Regions from separate parts of the Mus musculus genome. Here region 2 is linked to region 1. A link is a loop called in an ENCODE intact Hi-C map of the cell type or tissue named here. Cell type or tissue: left cerebral cortex. All regions are shown on one strand. Links, peaks and the distances in the headings refer to the core of each region. The heading gives the core; the rest is flanking DNA.

Region 1 (8,553 bases), core at 391-8,390:
TGAATATCTATGTGCCAAATGCAAAGGGCACCCACATTTGTGGAAAAAAATTACTAAAGCTTAAATCTCACATGGAACCCCAAACATAATAGTGGGAGACTTCAACAACCCACTCACCAATGAACAAGTCATCTAAACATAAACAGAGAAATAATGGAATTAACAGATTTTATAACTTAAATAGACCTAACAGGTACCTACAAAACATTTCTCCCAAACAGAAAAGAATACACCTTCCCAGCACTTCACAGAACGTTCTCCAAAATTGACCATATACACAATAACAAAGCAAGCCTTGACAGATACAAAAAAAATTGAAATAACCTCCTATATCTTATCAAACCATTATGGATTAAAGCTGGGCTTCAACAACAACAGAAACAACAGAAAAAGCCTACAAACTTATGGAAACTGAACAACTCTCTCCTCAATAATCACTGGGTCAGAAAAGAAATAAAGAAATTAAAGCCTTTCTAGAATTCAATACACAGCATACACAAACTTATGAAGCACAATGAAAGCACTACTAAAAGGAAAGTTCAAAGTACTAAGTGCCTTCATAAAGAAATTAGAGAGATCTTATACTAGGAATTTAGCAGCACATCTGAAAGCTCTGTAACAAAAAAGAAGTAAAGACACCCAAGAGGAGTAGATGGCTGGAAAGAATCCAAGTCAGGGATAAAAATCAATAAATTAGAAACAAAGAACAATGAAAGAATCAACAAAACCAAGAGTTGGCTGTGTGAGAAAATCAACAAGATAGAGAAACTCTTAGCCAAACTAACCAAAAGAAAGAGTAAGACTATCCAAATTAACAAAAATCAGAACTGAGAGGGAGACATAACAACAGACACTGAGGAAATCCAAATAATCATTAGGCCTTACTTCAAAAACCTATACTCAACAATATTGAAAAATCTAATCAAAATGGGCAAATTTCCTGCTAGATAACACTTATCAAAGCTAATCAAGATCAGGTAAACAATTTAAATAGGCCTATAACCCTAAGGAAACAGAAGTGCTCCTTAAAAGTTTCCCAAACTGATATAGCTGTCTCTTGTGAGGCTATGCCAGTGCCTGGCAAATACAGAAGTGGATGCTCACAGTCATCTATTGGATGGAACACAAGGCCCCCAACGGAAGAGCTAGAAAAAGTACCCAAGGAGCTGAAGGGCTCTGCAACCCTATAGGTGCAACAACAATATGAACTAACCAGTACCCTCCAGAGCTCGTGTCTCTAGCTGCATATGTAGCAGAAGATGGCCTAGTCAGCCATCATTGGGAAGAAAGGTCCCTTGGTCTTGCAAACTTTATATGCCCCAGTGCAGGGGAACGCCAGGGCCAAGAAGTGGGAGTGAGTGGGTAGGGGAGCATGGGGGGAGCGGGGAGGGTATAGGGGACTTTCGGGATAGCATTTGAAATGTATATGAAGAAAATATCTAATAAAATATTGAAAAAATTAAAAATAATAAATAAATAAATAATAAAAGAATTAAATTAAAACCTCAGATATAAGTCCACCCATTAATAGACAACTGATTTTTACCAAAATGCCAAAAATACAAACTGGAGAAAGGACCACATCTTCAAAAAATGATATTGGCCAAATTGTATAAGTACACATGGAGAAAGATGAAAGAATGTAGAAGCATGTACAAGGATGAAAATAGAACCATATTTATCACCCAGCACAAAAGTCAACTCTAAGTGGATCAATGTTAGACCCAATATTAGGTTCTGACAGAAGAGAATTTATGAAATAGGATTGAACTTATTGGCAAATGGAAGGGCTTTCTGAATAGGACACCCAAAACAGGCATGTAGACCAACAGTAAATAAATGAAAGGGCGTCCCATAAAAATCCAAAAAACAAAGGGTTGCTCTCTGCAAACTGACATCAGGGCTCCATTGCTGTGGACAACATCCACACAATTCATTCAACATGAACACATTGACTTGGTGACTACATGGAGCCTTAACCTCAACATTTTAAACTCCTTGGTGTAGAAAGATACTCTTACAGGCTTTAGAAAGAGAAATGTAGACACTGACCCAGCCACAAAACCATTGACCTACAATCTGTCCTGCCAGAAAATATGCCATGACAATAGTGGCACAGAACTTATGGGATCAGCCAACCAATGTCTGGTTTTACTTAGAGCCCCACTCCACAAGAAGGTGCCCATACTCAACACTGCTTGGGTAACCAAGAACCAGAGATTAGACAGCCCACAGATCTAGGATAAAACCAAACACTGCTGGTCTTTTTTAAAAAGGGGGTGGGGGGGGCTGGAAAGATGGCTCGGTGGTTAAGAGCACTGACTGCTCTCCCAGAGGTCCTAAGTTCAATTCCCAGCAACCACATGGTGGCTCACAACCATCTGTAATGGCACCTGATGCCCTCTTCTGGTGTGTGTAAAGACAGCAACAGTGTACTCATACATAAAATAAAATTTAAAAAAAAAATTAAGAAAAACAAGTATCAATAAAATGACCCCTAATGACCAAGCCCGCTCAGTCAGTCAACAGGTTCTCCAGTGCGGGAGTGAGGATTAAAAAGAAAAAAGACAGCAAGACAACACTGTAGCAAGACCTCAGTCCATTCTGAGACTGAAGGCAAATTTAGTTTCCCAATCCACTTTTTATACCATTTTTATTAGATGCAAGTATTAAGGGCAAGCAGTAAGCAAAGTTCTATGATTAATGCCATGACAGTTGTTTGAGAGGGCTTGTCATAATGTCCAAAATACTTGAGCCCACTGCCCAGTCCAAATCCCAAATTGCCTAAAGCCTACATCTTTTGTTTCACCCTACGATTAAAATTCCTGCCTTACCCTACTTTCTGATTATAGCCTAAAGTTAGATTCTTGCTGAAACTTACTTCCTTATCATGCCATAATGACAGTTTCCTGCCTGAGCTTACATCCTTGTCATGCCCAATGTCAGATTCCTACCTGAAGCCCATTCCTTTGTTTTTGGCCAATGTCAGACTCCCACCAAGTGGCAACCCAAAAGGCCCTCCACGCCCTAATGATATCCTTCTATACTCATAGATCAGTATGTTATCCAGTCATCTTTGGGCTTTCTCCAAACACACATAGAGCACAAGCAGAGACACGCAGGCAGGGATTAGGCAGAAAAGGAGTTCATCTGGGCGGTCTCCATCAAATCCCTTCCCTCATCGTATAGGGGATCTTTTGGAAGAGGAAGCAGAAATATAGTAAGAGCCAGAGTGGATGGAGAACACCAGTGGAACATGGCCCTCTGACTCAAGGCTAACGGAGACTGAACCAGCAAGCACAGGGCCTGAGTGAGTATACAGGAAGTCCTCTGGAGATATGGGAAGATCAGTTGGTTACTTGTTCATTTTCCCACCTCACATCCTTCCTCTCAAAATAATTAAACACTAATTAAGGTGGAAATAACTTCTGAGCAAAACAGATTCTGTAACTGTTGGAGAGAGGGAAGCTATACCTCAGGGACTCAGGCCCTGAAGTGACCTTCCTTTCCCCTGACACTGTGACAATATGAAACCTAAACTTTGCAGTACCTAATAGCAGCCAAGAGCCCCACAGATCCAGACAGCACAAATATGACCTGGCAAGTGTCACCTTCCCAGAGCTGCTCCAGAGCCTGTCTGCACCACAGAAGTCCAGGTGAGTACGTGAAGGTAAGATCTTAGATGCCCTCAGCTGTGCCATGAAAGCTGAAGTCTCTCTCTGACTAAGACAGAGAGGAATTGAAAGGCTCCATGAGCCTTGGGTCCTCCACATTCCTTTTGACCCCACAAGGCTGGTCCTTCAGTCCAGAAAGATCAGAGGACAGTCGTTCCTGGAGATACAGAGATGGGACAGTAATGCTGAGGCTTTGCTGTCTGTCCTCAGGCTGGAATCATGACAGAGCTCTGAGGGTCATTGTCCGAGGTGTCTTATTTGTTTTTTGTGTGTTTGTTTATTTATTTGTTCGTTGTTCCTAAGGAATCAGTGAGATAGAGATTTTCCAATATCTATCCAAAATTTGAGACAATAAAGAAACACTGCAGTAACAAGAGTACTAGAGAGACAGAGGCAAGATAATCATTTTTCAATTGTTTACATGGGGAGGCTCAAAAATCACAAGAAAACATACAAATATAAAATTTTTAGCTTCCATGTTTGCCAGCATGGTGACTCCAGCAGACTCACTGGTGTTTGTAAAGGTTGTACTTTTCACTTCGGATGCATTTCCACTTTTCAAGGATGGGCACATGTTTTCTCTCACAATAGCTTTATATCTCCCCATTATAAAGGTTTTTCTTATGGATTCATCCTTATAGTTTCTAGATTCTGTCACCTAATATTACAAATACTTATCTCAACTTCAGTCCTTCTACGCCTGGTGCGTGTAGAGAACTATAAACCACAAAGTGTAGCAGTTATCAAGACCATCTTGAGAATTCCTGCTATAAGGATCCAGGCTGTGAACTTGCATATCCTTGAAACAGCTCATCTTAACTTTATCCCAGAACTAAGCAGCAAAGAGCAACAATGCTTGCTGGCTTGCTTTTAGAAAATCAGGATGAATGAGGTAGATTATATACCTCAGGCTCTTGGGAGCTGAACTCATGGGAACATCCATCTATATAAAAATCAAATCCATCCTGTCTTTTAAATTAATCTCCTTTAACATTTACCAAATAATGTAAGAGATAAGTCACCTCTCTCCTCTGACCGTCCACTTCAGTAGAAGTCACTTACTAGAAGTGCCAGAGGCTGGTCTCATGTGTGATTCAAAGTTTGGAAACAGGAATAGTGGACTTGAAATGGAGGATCTACAGGAAAGCTAGCATTAAACAGAAAAAAAAATGTTAATATTTTCCACCAGGACTTGGAGTTATTGATTGCAGCAATTTTTACAGATTCCACTCTTTGAATGAACAGTTAACATTTATTCTAAAGACAATAACGAATGCTAATGTGCTTTCTATTAATGTCTGGAGTATACTTCATTATATGCAGATAGTCAGGATGGTATTGTAATTTATAAGATTCTCTGATATAGGCAGCAATTATCGATTTGTCATAAGGCAGTTGAAAGGTAATAACTGACATTTCTAAAGTAATGAAGCCACCTGGAACAAATCTGGCAACAAAACTAGGTTCCTACAGGTCCTATATGAGATCAGAAGGATAAGGGCATTTAAGACAATCCTGTGAGTTTAGCAAGAAAGAGAGTAGGGAACAGAGGCATTCGAAGTACTAATAACACGCAAACCCAGAGAGACACTGCAGCATCCAGATTCCTTTTATTCTAGAAAATGTACCCAGAGCTTATCACAAATCCCAGAGAAATGAGAATGGAGCTCCTGAATGTACATAATAACATCCTACTGAGGTCTAAGACCTGGGCTCAGCTCAGACTCATGTAGAACAAAGCATCCTGCCTGACAAACAGGCTGAAAAAGAAACAGGAGGAGAAGTAGGCTGTAAAGCAAGCTGACATAACTGCTGCTCAAAAGGCCCCACAAAGGCAAATGCCACCATGACCTCTTAGATGGGAGAGTCCCTGCTCACAACAGTGGCCCCAACCTACTGTATGCTCCTGCATGCAGCTATATTGAGAACATATAGCTCAAAAACTTCACTCATCTCAGGGCAACAGCTAACAGATCATTAATCCCCTTCTTCCATTCCCCTCATCAGCAACAATTGGTCCATGGCTAAGTTGGTCTACAGTTCCATGGCTGCCCCATGCACCCTTAGATGTGCTGAGGTCCCTTCTTGGGGTCACAGATGCTCTGAGTCATCCAATGGGATTACAGCCCCCTGCTACCCACTCTCCTAGGAAGCATTCCAGGGTTCTACAGGGCAGTGTCCCTGGCTGCAACCTGGTGGTTATGTGAATTTTTCACACAAGAGGTTTTTTTCAGGACATCTTTTGGTGATTCAGCTTTAACTGTGGGACTTTATCTGGAAAGGCTACACAGTTTGACTTGGTACCTAGGACTATCTTTAAAAATATCTAGCGAACATTCATACAGAGTGAAATTGCAAAATGGTCAATAGGAAAACAATATGCTAAGATGTAGAAATTGAAGTTATAAAGCTTTGGTGTCAAATGTAATTCCAGAAATTGTTGTACTATTCAAGAATCAGATAAGAAAGGAATATCAAACAGAGGAGAATAGACTTAGAAGGTAAAGTTACTAAGTGGGAGAGATGCTGCACATGTTGATCAACAGAGTTTCCCAGTGTCTGTGTGTGATGTGGGGAAGGAGGACAGGGTCACCATGAGCCTCAGAATTTAGGAATTGGGTGGGGGAATATAAAGGAATGGAATGAGAATCAGAGGAGGAATTTTTGGTTATAGGAACTTGTGATTAAATTCAACTATGGTGAGAGGTAAACAAGGATAATACATGAATGAGCAGACACACACACACACACTGGAACTTAAGCAAGTCAGTTTTGCTAGAGTAAGGCTTAAAAATAATTTCCTTTAAATTTTAGCTTTGAATACCAGTTACCAACCTCGCCTGTCAGTGCACATAAAATAACCTAGAGGGTACAGGAAAAAAAAAAAGATTCAGGGACCTAGTCTGCAATATTACTTGTGTCCATGGCTGCTTCATGAATTCCAGAAAATGCTATTGCAAAATGTGCTGCTCAGATCCATGTCTAGGATTACTGGGGCTTTTTTCAAAACGTCTTTGCATACTGGATGTGACTTTTTCTACCTAGAAAGGAAGAAATGGTTCTGAAGTATATTAATAAAATAATTTTTCTCTTTATGACTGTGGTTGGCACTCTGGGGAATATGTCTGTTTCTGCGAATTATATGTTCAGTTGGTGGGGAAGCCCTGAGAAGAAACCCATACACGTTATTCTCATCCACTTGGCTTTTACAAACATCATAATCCTTCTTACAAAAGGACTGCCAAAGACAGTAGCAGCTTTTGGTTTGAGAAACTTCCTGGATGACATAGGCTGTAAGATAATTGTTTACTTGACAAGGGTGGCCCGGGGCCTCTCCATCTGCACCAGAAGTCTCCTCACTGTGGTCCAGGCCATCATCATCAGTCCCAGAGCATCTGGGTGGAGGAGGCTCAGGCCAAAGTCTGCAAGGCACATCCTTCCATTCTTCTCATTCTTTTGGATACTCAATGGTTTAATAAGTATGAGCCTAATCCATTCCATCACAGGTACAGGTTTTAATATATCACAGCTTAAGAATAGTGACAACTATTGCTATTTTATGCAAGAAAGTCAGGAAATAAAAGGGATTGTTCTCCCTCTCATGGTCCTGAGAGATGCAGTGTTTCAGGGTGCCATGGGAGGGGCCAGTGGCTACATGGTATTTCTTCTCCACAAGCACCACCAGCATGTCCTCTACCTTCAGAACTCCAAGCTTCTCTACAGAACTCCCCCTGAGCTGAGAGCTGCTCAAAGTGTCCTCCTTCTGATGCTCTGTTTTCTTTTCTTCTACTGGACAGATTGTGCCTTTTCTATAATTTTAAGTCTCTCTTCAAGGGACAATACATTGGTGGCAAATACTCTAGAATTTCTGACCCTTGGTTATGCAACTTTTAGCCCCCTGGTGCTGATTCACAAGGACGGGCTTCTAGTTGAATGTTGGCATGCTCAGATGGAGAAATTGAGAAAATGTCTCTCTCATTTATATGTTCAATAACTGTCAAAGAAATCTCAGTTCTTCAATAATGTGTGTAAGACAAAATTACACAAAGCAGTTTAAGCATGTGGTTATCCTCAGTCATGTGTGACTCAAAGCCTTGAGCTTAGCTGAGAGAGAAAAATCTTAGCAAATTAAAGTGATATAGAAATCTCATTCTCCATTTGCCACTCTTGAAGAGATTTTTTTTAAACTTTTCTATGTTTGCATTAATTTTCTGTGTGTGTGTGTGTGTGTGTGTGTATTTGCCTGCATTTATAACTATGCAAAATGTGCATGCCCTCTGCCTGTAGATCCTGGACATCCAGTGATTGACTGAAGTTACACAGATTGTTCTGATCCAATGCATGGTTGGTAGAAATTAAACCTGGCTTCTCTGGAACACCAGACAATGCTCCTAAGTGCTGAGCCATCTCTCCAACACTGAAAAAATGTCTTTAATTAGGGTTTACTTTACTTAGGTTTTACTATGACAGTGAATGAAAGAATGCTGATGGATTTTGTGAATTCTATCAAAATTCATAGTGATTCTATCATGTTAGTTCAAGAAATTCCATTTCCTGAACTTGAAGGTATGCTTTCTAAAGATTAGTGCCACAGGGATAACTTGGAAAACTTCAATGTGTCTGTAAGTATCTAACCACAGAAAATATTTTATGTAACTATGAAAGAATGATATGTACTGTGAATTAAGTCAGTAGGAGCCCAGTGCACCAGACAGGAATTTAAAAGCCCTGGATCATGTCGATGATGTTATACTCGTGAAAGTTCTCTACAGGAGTAAACACTGGCTATATGGGGTAAAAAGAATACACAGTAAAGTTTTATTCTAATCTCATCTATAGTTTCTATGTTGATTAAAAATTTTGAATTTGTCTTTTACTA
Region 2 (8,553 bases), core at 469-8,468, 1.1 Mb before region 1:
GAGAGAGAGAGAGAGAGAGAGAGAGAGAGAAAATTAATACAAACATAGAAAAGTTAAAAAAAATCTCCTCAAGAGTGGCAAATGGAGAATGAGATTTCTATATCACTGTAATTTGCTAAGATTTTTCTCTCTCAGCTCAGCTCAAGGCTTTGAGTCACACATGACTGAGGATAACCACATGCTTAAACTGCTTTGTGTAATTTTGTCTTACACACATTATTGAAGAACTGAGACTTCTTTGACACTTATTGAACATATAAATGAGAGAGACATTTTCTCAATTTCTCCATCTGAACATACCAACATTCAACCAGAATTCTATCCCTGTGAATCAGCACCAGGGGGCTAAAAGTTGCATAACCAAGGGTCACAAATTCTAGAGTATTTGCCATCAATGTATTGTCCCTTGAAGAGAGACTTAAAATTATAGAAAAGGCACAATCTGTCCAGTAGAAGAAAACAAAGCAGAGCATCAGAAGGAGGACACTTTGAGCAGCTCTCAGCTCAGGGGGAGTTCTGTAGAGAAGCTTGGAGTTCTGAATGTAGAGAACATGCTGGTGGTGCTTGTGGAGAAGAAATACCATGTAGCCACTGGCCCCTCCCATAGCACCCTGAAACACTGCATCTCTCAGGACCATGAGAGGGAGAACAATCCATTTTATTTCCTGACTTTCTTGCATAAAATAGCAATAGTTTTTGCTGTTGCTAAGCTGTGACATATTCAGACCTGTACTTGTGATGGAATGGATTAGGTTCATACTTATTAAACCATTGAGTATCCAAAAGAATAGCAAGAATGGAAGGATGTGCCATGCAGACTTTGGCTTGAGCTTCCTCCACCCAGATGCTCTGGGACTGATGATGATGGCCTGGACCACAGTGAGGAGACTGCTGGTGCAGATGGAGAGGCCCCGGGCCACCCTCTCCAGGTAAACAATGATCTTACAGCCTATGTCATCCAGGAAGTTTCTCAAACCAAAAGCTGCTACTGTCTTTGGCAGTCCTTTTGTAAGAAGGATTAGGATGTTTGTAAAAGCCAAGTGGATGAGAATAACGTGTATGGGTTTCTTCTCAGGGCTTCCCCACCAACTGAACATATAATTCGCAGAAACAGACATATTCCCCAGACTGCCAACCACAGTCATAAAGAGAAAAATTATTTTATTAATATACTTCAGAACCATTTCTTCCTTTCTAGGTAGAAAAAGTCACATCCAGTATGCAAAGACGTTTTGAAAAAAGCCCCAGTAATCCTAGACATGGATCTGAGCAGCACATTTTGCAATAGCATTTTCTGGAATTCATGAATCAGCCATGGACACAAGTAATATTGCAGACTAGGTCCCTGAAACTTTTTTTTTTCCTGTATCCTCTGGGTTATTTTATGTGCACTGACAGGTGAGGTTGGTAACTGGTATTCAAAGCTAAAATTTAAAGGAGATTATTTTTAAGCTTTACTCTAGCAAAACTGACTTGCTTAAGTTCCAGTGTGTGTGTGTGTTTGTGTGTGTGCGCTCATTCATGTATTATCCTTGTTACCTCTCACCATAGTTGAATTTAATCCCTTTCCTATAACCAAAAATTCCTCCTCTGATTCTCATTCCATTCCTTTATATTCCCCCACCCAATTCCTAAATTCCAAGGCTCATGCTGACCCTGTCCTCCTTCCCCACATCACACACAGACACTGGGAAACTCTGTTGATCAACATGTACAGCAACTCTCCCACTTAGTAACTTTACCTTCTAAGTCTATTTTCCTCTGTTTGATATTCCTTTCTTATCTGATTCTTGAATAGTACAACAATTTCTGGAATTACATTTGACACCAAAGCTTTATAACTTCAATTTCTACATCTTAATATATTGTTTTCATATTGACCATTTTGTGATTTCACTCTGTATGAATGTTCACTAGATATTTTTAAAGATAGTCCTAGGTACCAAGTCAAACTGTGTAGCCTTTCCAGATAAAGTCCCACAGTTAAAGCTGAATCACCAAAAGATGTCCTGAAAAAAACCTCTTGTGTGAAAAATTCACATAACCACCAGGTTGCAGCCAGGGACACTGCCCTGTAGAACCCTGGAATGCTTCCTAGGAGAGTGGGTAGCAGGGGGCTGTGATCCCATTGGATGGCTCAGAGCATCTGTGACCCCAAGAAGGGACCTCAGCACATCTAAGGGTGCATGGGGCAACCATGGAACTGTAGACCAACTTAGCCATGGACCAATTGTTGCTGATGAGGGGAATGGAAGAAGGGGATTAATGATCTGTTAGCTGTTGCCCTGAGATGAGTGAAGCTTTTGAGCTATGTATTCTCAATATAGCTGCATGCAGGAGCATACAGTAGGTTGGGGCCACTGTTGTGAGCAGGGACTCTCCCATCTAAGAAGTCATGGTGGCATTTTCCTTTGTGGAGCCTTGTGAGCAGCAGTTGTGTCAGCTTGCTTTACTGCCTGCTTCTCCTCCTGTTTCTTTTCCAGCCTGTTTGTCAGGCTGGATGCTTTGTTCTACATGAGTCTGAGCTGAGCCCAGGTCTTAGACCTCAGTAGGATGTTATTATGTACATTCAGGAGCTCCATTCTCATTTCTCTGGGATTCGTGATAAGCTCTGGGTACATTTTCTAGAATAAAAGGAATCTGGATGCTTCAGTGTCTCTCTGATTTTGTGTGTTATTAGTACTTCGAATGCCTCTGTTCCCTACTCTCCTTCTTGCTAAACTCACAGGATTGCCTTAAATGTCTTTATCCTTCTGATCTCATATAGGACCTGTAGCAACCTAGCCTTGTTGCCAGATTTGTTCCAGGTGGCTTCATTACTTTAGAAATGTCAGTTATTACCTTTCAACTGCCTTATGACAAATCGATAATTGCTGCCTATATCAGAGAATCTTATAAATTACAATACCATCCTGACTATCTGCATATAATGAAGTATACTCCAGACGTTAATAGAAAGCACATTAGCATTCATTACTGTCTTTAGAATAAACGTTAACTGTTCATTCAAAGAGTGGAATCTGTAAATATTGCTGCGATCAATAACTCCAAGTCCTGGTGGAAAATATTAACATTTTTTTCTGTTTAATGCTAGTTTTCCTGGAGATCCTCCATTTCAAGTCCACTATTCCTGTTTCCAAACTTTGAATCACACATGAGACCAGCCTCTGGCACTTCTAGTAAGTGACTTCTACTGAAGTGGACGGTCAGAGGAGAGAGGTGACTTATCTCTTACATTATTTGGTAAATGTTAGAGGAAATTAATTTAAAAGACAGGATGGATTTGTTTTTAGATAGATGGATGTTCCCATGAGTTCAGCTCCCAAGAGCCTGAGGTATATAATCTACATCATTCATCCTGATTTTCTTAAAGCAAGCCAGCAAGCATTGTTGCTCTTTGCTGCTTAGTTCTGGGATAAAGTTAAGATGAGCTGTTTCAAGGATATGCAAGTTCACAGCCTGGATCCTTATAGCAGGAATTCTCAAGATGGTCTTGATAACTGCTACACTTTGTGGTTTATAGTTCTCTACACACACCAAGTGTACAAGGACTGAAGTTGAGATAAGTATTTGTAATATTAGGGGACAGAATCTAGAAACTATAAGGATGAATCCATAAGAAAAACCTTTATAACAGGGAGTTATAAAGCTATTGTGAGAGAAAACATGTGCCCATCCTTGAAAAGTGGAAATGCATCCGAAGTGAAAAGTACAACTTGTACAAACACCAGTGAGTCTGCTAGAGTCACCATGCTGGCAAACAAGGAAGCTAAAAATTTTATATTTGTATGTTTTCTTGTGATTTTTGAGCCTCCCCATGTAAACAATTGAAAAATGATTATCTTGCCTCTGTCTCTCTAGTACTCTTGTTACTGCAGTGTTTCTTTATTGTCTCAAATTTTGGATAGATATTGGAAAATCTCTATCTCACTGATTCCTTAGGAACAACGAACAAATAAATAAACAAACACACAAAAAACAAATAAGACACCTCGGACAATGACCCTCAGAGCTCTGTCATGATTCCAGCCTGAGGACAGACAGCAAAGCCTCAGCATTACTGTCCCATCTCTGTATCTCCAGGAACGACTGTCCTCTGATCTTTCTGGACTGAAGGACCAGCCTTGTGGGGTCAAAAGGAATGTGGAGGACCCAAGGCTCATGGAGCCTTTCAATTCCTCTCTGTCTTAGTCAGAGAGAGACTTCAGCTTTCATGGCACAGCTGAGGGCATCTAAGATCTTACCTTCACGTACTCACCTGGACTTCTGTGGTGCAGACAGGCTCTGGAGCAGCTCTGGGAAGGTGACACTTGCCAGGTCATATTTGTTCTGTCTGGATCTGTGGGGCTCTTGGCTGTCATTAGGTACTGCAAAGTTTAGGTTTCATATTGTCACAATGTCAGGGGAAAGGAAGGTCACTTCAGGGCCCGAGTCCCTGAGGTATAGCTTCCCTCTCTCCAACAGTTACAGAATCTGTTTTGCTCAGAAGTTATTTCCACCTTAATTAGTGTTTAATTATTTTGAGAGGAAGGATGTGAGGTGGGAAAATGAACAAGTAACCAACTGATCTTCCCATATCTCCAGAGGACTTCCTGTATACTCACTCAGGCCCTGTGCTTGCTGGTTCAGTCTCCGTTAGCCTTGAGTCAGAGGGCCATGTTCCACTGGTGTTCTCCATCCACTCTGGCTCTTACAATATTTCTGCTTCCTCTTCCAAAAGATCCCCTATACGATGAGGGAAGGGATTTGATGGAGACCGCCCAGATGAACTCCTTTTCTGCCTAATCCCTGCCTGTGTGTCTCTGCTTGTGCTCTATCTGTGTTTGGAGAAAGCCCAAAGATGAGTGGATAACATACTGATCTATGAGTATAGAAGGATATCATTAGGGCGTGGAGGGCCTTTTGGGTTGCCACTTGGTGGGAGTCTGACATTGGCCAAAAACAAAGGAATGGGCTTCAGGCAGGAATCTGACATTGGGCATGACAAGGATGTAAGCTCAGGCAGGAAACTGTCATTATGGCATGATAAGGAAGTAAGTTTCAGCAAGAATCTAACTTTAGGCTATAATCAGAAAGTAGGGTAAGGCAGGAATTTTAATCTTAGGGTGAAACAAAAGATGTAGGCTTTAGGCAATTTGGGATTTGGACTGGGCAGTGGGCTCAAGTATTTTGGACATTATGACAAGCCCTCTCAAACAACTGTCATGGCATTAATCATAGAACTTTGCTTACTGCTTGCCCTTAATACTTGCATCTAATAAAAATGGTATAAAAATGGATTGGGAAAACTAAGTTTGCCTTCAGTCTCAGAATGGACTGAGGTCTTGCTACAGTGTTGTCTCGCTGTCTTTTTTCTTTTTAATCCTCACTCCTGCACTGAAGAACCTGTTGACTGACTGAGCGGCCTTGGCCATTAGGGGTCATTTTATTGATACTTTTTTTCTTAATTTTTTTTTTTAAATTTTATTTTATGTATGAGTATACTGTTGCTGTCTTTACACACACCAGAAGAGGGCATCAGGTCCCATTACAGATGGTTGTGAGCCACCATGTGGTTGCTGGGAATTGAACTCAGGACCTCTGGGAGAGCAATCAGTGCTCTTAACTACTGAGCCATCTTTCCATCCCACCCTCCCCCTTTTAAAAAGACCAGCAGTGTTTGGTTTTACCCTAAATCTGTGGGCTGTCTAATCTCAGGTTCTTGGTTACCGAAGCAGTGTTGAGTATGGGCACCTTCTTGTGGAGCAGGGCTCTAAGTAAAACCAGACATTGGTTGGCTGATCCCATAAGTTCTGTGCCACTATTGTCATGGCATATTTTCTGGCAGGACAGATTGTAGGTCAATGGTTTTGTGACTGAATCAGTGTCCACATTTCTCTTTCTAAAGCCTGTAAGAGTATCTTTCTACACCAAAGAGTTTAAAATGTAGAGGTTAAGGCTCCATGTAGTCACCAAGTCAATGTGTTCATGTTCAATGAATTGTGTGGATGTTGTCCACAGCAATGGAGCCCTGATGTCAGTTTGCAGAGAGCAACCCTCTGTTTTTTGGATTTTTGGAGCCCTTTCATTTATTTACTGTTGGTCTAAATGCCTGTTTTGGGTGTCCTATTCAGAAAGCCCTTCCATTTGCCAATAAGTTCAATCCTATCTCATAAATTCTCTTCTGTCAGAACCTAATACTGGGTCTAACGTTGATCCACTTAGAGTTGACTTGTGCTGGGTGATAAATATGATTCTATTTTCATCCTTCTACATGCTTCTACATTCTTTCATCTTTCTCCATGTGTACTTAAACAGTTTGGCCAATATCATTTTTTGAAGATGTGGTCTTTTTTCCAGTTTGTATTTTTGGCATTTTGGCAAAAATCAGTTGTCTATTAATGGGTGGACTTATATCTGAGGTTTTAATTTAATTCTTTTATTATTTACTTATTTATTATTTTTAAAATTTTCAATATTTTATTAGATATTTTCTTCATTTACATTTCAAATGCTATCCCAAAAGTCCCTTATACCCTCCCCTGTCCCCCTGTGCTCCCCTACCCACTCACTCCCACTTCTTGGCCCTGGCGTTCCCCTGCACTGGGGCATATAAAGTTTGCAAGACCAAGGGATCTTTCTTCCCAATGACGGCTGACTAGGCCATCTTCTGCTACATATGTAGCTAGAGACATGAGCTCTGGAGGGTACTGGTTAGTTCATATTGTTGTTGCACCTATAGGGTTCCAGACCCCTTCAGCTCCTTGGGTACTTTCTCTAGCTCTTCCGTTGGGGGCCCTGTGTTCCATCCAATAGATGACTGTGAGCATCCACTTCTGTATTTGCCAGGCACTGGCATAGCCTCACAAGAGACAGCTATATCAGTTTGGGAAACTTTTAAGGAGCACTTCTGTTTCCTTAGGGTTATAGGCCTATTTAAATTGTTTACCTGATCTTGATTAGCTTTGATAAGTGTTATCTAGCAGGAAATTTGCCCATTTTTTTTAGATTTTTCAATATTGTTGAATACAGGTTTTTGAAGTAAGGCCTAATGATTATTTGGATTTCCTCAGTGTCTGTTGTTATGTCTCCTTCTCAGTTCTGATTTTTGTTAATTTGGATAGTCTCACTCTTTCTTTTGGTTAGTTTGGCTAAGAGTTTCTCTATCTTGTTGATTTTCTCACACAGCCAACTCTTGGTTTTGATTCTTTCAGTTTTCTTTGTTTCTAATTTATTGATTTCATCCTTGACTTGGATTCTTTCCAGCCATCTACTCCTCTTGGGTGTCTTTACTTCTTTTTTGTTACAGAGCTTTCAGATGTGCTGCTAAATTCCTAGTATAAGATCTCTCTAATTTCTTTATGAAGGCACTTAGTACTTTGAACTTTCCTTTTAGTAGTGCTTTCATTGTGCTTCAAAAGTTTGTGTATGCTGTGTATTGAATTCTAGAAAGGCTTTAATTTCTTTATTTCTTTTCTGACCCAGTGATTATGGAGGAGAGAGTTGTTCAGTTTCCATAAGTTTGTAGGCTTTTTCTGTTGTCTCTGTTGTTGTTGAAGCCCAGCTTTAATCCATAATGGTTTGATAAGTTATAGGAGGGTTATTTCAATTGTTTTTTTTTGTATCTGTCAAGGCTTGCTTTGTTATTGTGTATATGGTCAATTTTGGAGAACGTTCTGTGAAGTGCTGAGAAGGTGTATTCTTTTCTGTTTGGGAGAAATGTTTTGTAGGTACCTGATAGGCCTATTTAAGTTATAAAATCTGTTAGTTCCATTATTTCTCTGTTTATGTTTAGATGACTTTTTCATTGGTGAGTGGGTTGTTGAAGTCTCCCACTATTAATGTTTGGGGTTCCATGTGAGATTTAAGCTTTAGTAATTTTTTTCCACAAATGTGGGTGCCCTTTGCATTTGGCACATAGATATTCAGAATTGAGATGTCATAGATGCCAGAATTGAGATGAAGTGGACTTTTCCTTTGATGAGCATGAAGTATACTTTTGCAAATGTAATTCTTTAGGGGATGGTTTCTAATTCCCCTTTTGTTTCCAAATGACTGCAGAGCATTTATATGTCTGCTCTAGCCATTTTTAGCTCTGAATACAGATACAGAGACCTGGCATTTTTATGAACAAGCTGCAAGCCTAAGCTGGATAGGTTCTGAGATATTCTAATCTAATTAGGCTGCTAATACCCAGTCAAATGCCCCATTACTTGTCATCTGATCTTGCCCTGGTTTGCTGTGGCTATGTGTGTCTCCATGTCTGCTCTCTCACCTTGACCTTATGGTGAATCCTCTTGTTCTCTCTATATGAATTGTCAATACCTTCCTCTCCCCCTGGTCCTCTTTTCTCTCTGGTTTCCTCTATCCTTAGGATTCTTACTCTGGGATCCTGCCCTATTCCCTTCTTCCCAGATAATTGGCAGATCAGCTCTTTACTAGCCAATCAGTGTGATGAAAAACAAGTTTTATATAACATTGAGACTAGAGATGGATGACCCTGCCATGGTCCAGACTACAACTATACGTCTGGGCACAGAAATAAACATCTCAATGTACAGTGTACAAAACCAT

Evidence for each region. Peaks named below come from ENCODE experiments on the same cell type or tissue, not always from the same donor. Only the 100,000 strongest peaks of a DNase experiment are listed, where the experiment ranks them.
Region 2: a loop joins it to region 1, with 4 times the contacts of the local background. A loop is called at or near these places in 9 of 42 quality-filtered maps.

What each region holds. Positions count from the first base shown.
Region 1 is chr13:22,100,842-22,109,394 of GRCm38, reverse strand. It overlaps Vmn1r189 (vomeronasal 1 receptor 189), which reads left to right and starts at 6,730. Exons shown (of 1, transcript NM_145844.1): 1 at 6,730-7,668. The coding sequence starts at 6,730. The coding sequence ends at 7,668. In left cerebral cortex, for the core only: no CTCF peak of the experiment used is centred there; no DNase peak of the experiment used is centred there.
Region 2 is chr13:23,210,004-23,218,556 of GRCm38, reverse strand. It overlaps Vmn1r221 (vomeronasal 1 receptor 221), which reads right to left and starts at 1,184. Exons shown (of 1, transcript NM_001167542.1): 1 at 246-1,184. The coding sequence starts at 1,184. The coding sequence ends at 246. In left cerebral cortex, for the core only: no CTCF peak of the experiment used is centred there; no DNase peak of the experiment used is centred there.